2 separate regions of the Homo sapiens genome follow, and region 1 is linked to region 2. The links are chromatin loops, found by intact Hi-C in ENCODE. Cell type or tissue: ovary. All regions are shown on one strand. Each heading gives the region's core, and the rest is flanking DNA. Links, peaks and the distances in the headings are about the cores only. Region 1 has its middle 53 kb from the start of CYP4F8. Region 2 has its middle 25 kb from the start of HACL2.

Region 1 (2,803 bases), core at 184-2,683, 410 kb after region 2:
ATCAGGCAGGGCTACATGGTATGTAGTTAGCTCTTAGTGGGGGAAGGAAATTTTGGACATCTCCCCAACATTCGATCAATTACAGGAGGAACACCTATCCTGATTTTCTCATTCAGCAGCTCCATCCTTCAAACTTACTCTCATCTTGGGGCTGGGCTTGAGGGCTCACGCCTGTAATCCCAGCACTGTGGGAGGCCGAGGCGGGCAGATCATGAGGTCAGGAGTTCAAGACCAGCCTGGTAAACATGGTGAAACCCTGTCTCTACTAAAAATACAAAAATTAGCCAGGCGTTATGGCGGGTGCCAGTAATCCCAGCTACTTGGGAGGCTGAGGCAGAAGAATAGCTTGAACCTGGAGGTGGAGCTTGCCATGAGCTGAGATCGCGCCACTGCACTCTAGCTTTGGCAACAGAGCAAGTCTCCACCTCAAAAACAAACAAACAAAAAACGAAAAAAAACCCAAACACCAAGAAAACAGAAAACCCCACTCACCCTCATCTTAGCGCCTGAGGGCTAAGAACACCCAATAGGGGATTTCAGGACAGTATCTGAACAAGATGTGCCCCTTTAAGGCCAACATCCCATTTCCCAGATAGGAAGACCCAGTCCCGGAGACCCAGCACTGCCCACAGTCAGAGCAAGGACGGGGCAGAATGAGGACTCCACTCAGAGTCACTCCGCTCTGCCCACCCACGCCTGCCCCCTGTCCGCCCACAGCCCCTCTCACTCTTGCCCCCTATGCCTCCCACCCCACCTTCTACACTGAATAAATCTTCCCATTATAGTGATCCCAGAGTCAGCTACTTAAGAGTCTTGGCCAGGCGTGGTGACTCACGCCTGTAATCCCAGCACTATGGGAGGCCGAGGCGAGTGGATTGCCTGAGGTCAGGAGTTCAAGACCAGCTGACCAAAATGGCGAAACCCCGTCTCTACTAAAAATACAAAAATTAGTTGGGTGTGGTGGTGGGCACCTGTAATCCTAGCTACCTGGGAGGCTGAGGCAGAAGAATAGCTTGAACCTGGAGGCGGAGCTTGCAGTGAGCTGAGTTCACGCCACCTCACTCCAGCCTGGGCAACAGAGCGACACTCTGTCTCAAAAACAAAACAAAATAAAACAAACATCAAAAAAATGAAAAAACCCCACTCACCCTCATCTTAGTGGCTGAGGGCTGAGAACACCCAACAGGGGATTTCAGGACAGTATCTGGACAAGATGTGCCCCTTTAAGGCCAACATCCCATTTCCCAGATAGGAAGACTGAGCCCAGGAGACCCAGCACTGCTCACAGTCAGAGCAAGGACGGGGCACAACGAGGACTCCACCCAGAGTCCCTTGGCTCTGCCCTCCTATGCCTGACCCTGTCCGCTCATGGCCCCTCTCACTCTTGCCCCCTGTGCCTCCCACCCCACCTTCTAGACTGAGTAAGTCTTCCCATTATAGAGATCCTAGAGTCAGCTACTTAAAGGTCTTGGCTGGGCACGGTGGCTCACGCCTGTAATCCTAAAACTTTGGGAGGCTGAGGCGGGTGGATCGCCTGAGGTCAGGAGTTCAAGACCATCCTGGCTAACAGGGTGAAATCCGTCTCTACTAAAAATACAAAAAAATTAGCCAGGCGTGGTGGTGGGCACCTGTAGTTCCAGCTACTTGGGAGGCTGAGGCAGGAGAATGGCATGAACCTGGGAGGCGGAGCTTGCAGTGAGCCGAGATCACGCCACTGCACTCCAGCCTGGGTGACAGAGCGAGAATCCGCCTCCAAAAAGAAAAGAAAAGAAAAGAAAAGAAAAAAAAAGAGTCTTGATGAGTTTCACTTGCTGCTGAAGGCTTCTTTCCTTTCTATCTAGTTTCCTAATCCTCACTGCTGTGCATGCAGATAAATCTGTTTTGCATTAATTAAAACAAACAAAACCGACCACAGCTGCCTGGTTTACTCTTCCAGTTCTCCTCTTAATCCCCAGAATCTGACCTGGGTAATCCTCAGCGGGGCTGGATTCTTTGTTCTTTGTTCCTGCTCCTGGCCATCATGTGTCACCTCAGCCCTGGGCTGGCTGGAGGCAGGACTTGAATTTCTGCCAGGTTGTGCAGTCAGAGGCCAGAGACTCCCTTCTCCAAGTCTCCTAATTCTGCACCGAGAAATGGTGCATGGTGTCCTCCCAGCCCACTTGTGGGAGATGTTTGGGTGCAAGGCTTGGCCTGCCTGGTTCTCCTTGCCTGACGCCTGAATTCCCAACCTCATGATTTACGTGGCCTTGGAAGGGCAGGGGCAGCTGTAAACTTGGGGTCCCAGAGTCACCTTGGCCCCAGGTTCAAGCAGGAGATACTGAAGGCTGAAGATCCAGTTTCCACTCTGAACTGTGACACTGACTTGGTTCCTCTCTGCACCCAGCTGATACTGCCTGCAGGTTTTGGCCAGCTGCCCAGGCAGGGAGGAGGCAGCCAGGCCTATGGCCTACGGGGATTGGCTGCCCCTGACTGCCCAGCCCAGCCCAGCCTTGCCTAGGTGAGGGGCCAGGGACAAAGAAGCCCCAGGAGGAGGGAAGAGGAAGTTGTGTGGGACAAGCTGCTCCTGACAGAAGGTGCCAGGCTGGAACTGTCGGGGCTGGAGGGTCCTGGTCTGGGAGAGGGAGGGGCACTGCCCAAGGCTGGGGTGGCTCCAGGGAGCTGGTCCTGGTGGGGCTGATGGGTTCCTGGTAACTGAAACCAAGCCACTGACAACCTGCAGTGATTCAGGCTGGGCCTTTCAGGACTCTAATCAGCCTTCCTCTCTCTCTTTCTCTCTTCCCTCTCTCTTCTTTACTCTCTTCTC
Region 2 (2,803 bases), core at 265-2,764:
CACTTGCTTGCCTCCAGTGATGAGAAGATCACTAGCTGCAAAAAAATGCCCATTACCTAGAGCAGAAATTTCATGCTCAAGGACAGCCCCTCAGTGACCAGCAGCAATACCAAGTAGAGCTCTGTAATATCACAAGCCTAGATTTGAATGCTGGTGCCTTACCAGGAACAGGGTGACCTTGGTCAGCTAATTTTGCTCCTCTGAGCTTCATCTATGAAAGTGGAGATTGATCTTCTGAAGTCACGGGTAATAGGAAGATGCCCTGACAGTGTTAGGAATCTTTTGGTCTCTAACTACATTTTTTTTTTTTTTTAGACTGAGTCTCGCTCTGTCACCCAGGCTGGAGTTCAGTGGTGCAGTCTCAGCTCACTGCAACCTCTGCCTCTGGGTTCAAGCAATTCTCCTGCCTCAGCCTCCCAAGTAACTGGGATTACAGGCATCCACCATCACGCCCGGCTAAGTTTTCGTATTTTTAGTACAGACGGGGTTTCACCATGTTGGCCATGGGCCAGGCTGGTCTCGAACTCCTGACCTCAGGTGATCTGCCTGCCTTGGCCTCCAAAAGTGCTGGGATTACAGACATGAGCCACCACACTCAGCCGGTCTCTAACTTCTTATGAGGACGCCTGGGATTCTTATTCTCTGCTCTGCACTGCTTGAGAGGCAGAGTATAGCAGGTTTAATTTGCTCACATTCTCAGTCCTGGCATCAGGATTGGAACCCAGGAGTCTGTCTCTGGAGGCTGTGCTTTCAGGAGTGTGAGTTTCAGCGACTCACCTTTCATTACACACATCTTCATGAACAGCTCCTCTGTGACAGGTGCTTCTGAGGGCATGAGGACACAGCAGGGAACTAAATGGGCAGAGATACCTGCCCTGGAGGAGCAGAAGGTACTAAGGGAGGCAGCCGCGCAATCAGCCACAAACAGGATAACTCAACAAGTGAGTTACATCAGAGCTAAGTGCTAGAAACAGAAAAGAGGACCTAAAGGGAGAATTGAGAAATCAGGGGAGAGTTGCCATTGTTAATGGGATGGTCAGAAAAGTCCTTGTTGATGTTTAATCACGGTCAGCTCAGAATTTCTCCTTCCTCGACTGCCCCAATTTTCTGATCTCAGCTCTAGGCTAGAGATGGATCAGCGTGGCTTCTCCAGCCAGGCAAAGACCCCGAATTCACAATTGAAAAAGAATGAGGGAATGAGTCAAGACGGAGGAGAGCATTCCAATTTCTCCTTCCTTGACTGCCCCAATTTTCTGATCTCAGCTCTAGGCTAGAGATGGATCAGCGTGGCTTCTCCAGCCAGGCAAAGACCCCAAATTCACAATTGAAAAAGAATGAGGGAATGAGTCAAGACGGAGGAGAGCATTCCAGGTAGAGGCAACACCCTGTGGCTGCACCATGCCTGGTACAGGAGCAGCAAGGAGGAATAGTGAGGGAGAGACAGTGAGGGAGAGGGAGCAGGTAAGCACAGGGAGGGGACAGAGGGATGTTGTGTAGGCCTTGTAGATCAAGGGGAGGACTTGGCATTTACTCCTAATGAGGTGGGACTATGGAGGGGTCTAAGCAGAAGAGGGACATCCCCAGGCTCAGGTGTTCCCAGACGCCCTCTGGTGGCTATGGGAAAACTGTGCGTGAGGCATTGGACACAGCAGGTTAAGAGGTGACTAGGCTGGTCCAGGCCGATGATAATGGGATCAGTGTGGACCACGTGGGCCATTGGAAGTGGGCTTGCCATGGTGGGCACATGGAGGTGGTGAGGACTTGCCCATCTGGATGGGTTGTGAAGGTGAAGCCCAATGAATTTTTTGATGGGTTAGAAGTGAGTTTAGAGACAGGCCGGGCATGGTGACTCATGCCTGTAATCCCAGCACTTTGGGAGGCCAAGGCAGGCAGATCACTTGAGATCAGGTGTTCAAGACCAGCCTGGCCAACATGGTGAAACCCTGTCTCTACTAAAAATACAAAAATTAGCTGGGTGTGGTGGCACATGCCTGTAATCCCAGCTACTTGGGAGGCTAAGGCAGGAGAATCGCTTCAACCCGGGAGGCGGAGGTTGCGGTGAGCTGAGATTATGGCACTACACTCCAACCTGGGCAAGAGAGTGAGACTCCATCTCAAAAAAATTAAATAAATAAACAAATAAGTCAGGTGCAGTGGTGTGCTCCTGTGGTCCCCGCTACTTTGGAGGCTGAGGTGGAAGAACTGCTTGAGCCTAGGAGGTTGAGGCTGCAGTGAGCTGTGATCATGCCACTACACTCCAGCCTGGGCAACACAGCGAGATCTTGTCTCAAAAGAAAAAAAAAAAACCTTAACCATTTCCATTCATTCATGTATTCATTGAACAAATATTTAAATATTTTTAATTAAAAATTTTTTTTGGCTGGGCATAGTGACTCACGCCTGTAATCCCAGCACTTTGGGAAGCCAAGGTGGGTGGATCACCTGAGGTCAGGAGTTCAAGACCAGCCTGTCCATCATAGTGGAACCTCGTCTCTACCAAAAATACAAAAATTAGCCGGGTGTGGTGGCACACACCTGTAATCCCAGCTACTTGGGAGGCTGAAGCAGGAGAATCACTTGAACCCAGGAGGCGGAGTTTGTAGTGAGCTGAGATCGCACCATTGCACTCCAGCCTGGGCAACAAGCGTGAGACTCTGTCTCAAAAAAAAAAAAAATTTATTGTTTTAAAAACAGAAATAGGCTCAAAGAAAGAGCTGGTGGAGGAGCTGGCAGAGTCACACTGGGGGATAGGGGCAGGGCCAGCCCAGCTGGAGTTCAGCGAGGACTCTGTCCATCTCAGGAT

What was found. Hi-C counts contacts between places; a loop is a spot of excess contacts. Peaks named below come from ENCODE experiments on the same cell type or tissue, not always from the same donor. Only the 100,000 strongest peaks of a DNase experiment are listed, where the experiment ranks them.
Region 1: it touches region 2 in a loop (6-fold over the local background); 12 of 110 quality-filtered maps call a loop at or near these places.

Annotation. Positions count from the first base shown.
Region 1 is chr19:15,561,086-15,563,888 of GRCh38, forward strand. No RefSeq gene overlaps it. Among named protein-coding and RNA genes, the nearest start is that of CYP4F8, 53 kb to the right of the region's middle. In ovary, for the core only: no CTCF peak of the experiment used is centred there; no DNase peak of the experiment used is centred there.
Region 2 is chr19:15,149,003-15,151,805 of GRCh38, forward strand. No RefSeq gene overlaps it. Among named protein-coding and RNA genes, the nearest start is that of HACL2, 25 kb to the left of the region's middle. In ovary, for the core only: a CTCF peak has its summit at 1,593 (motif pointing left); a DNase peak (open chromatin) is centred at 1,639.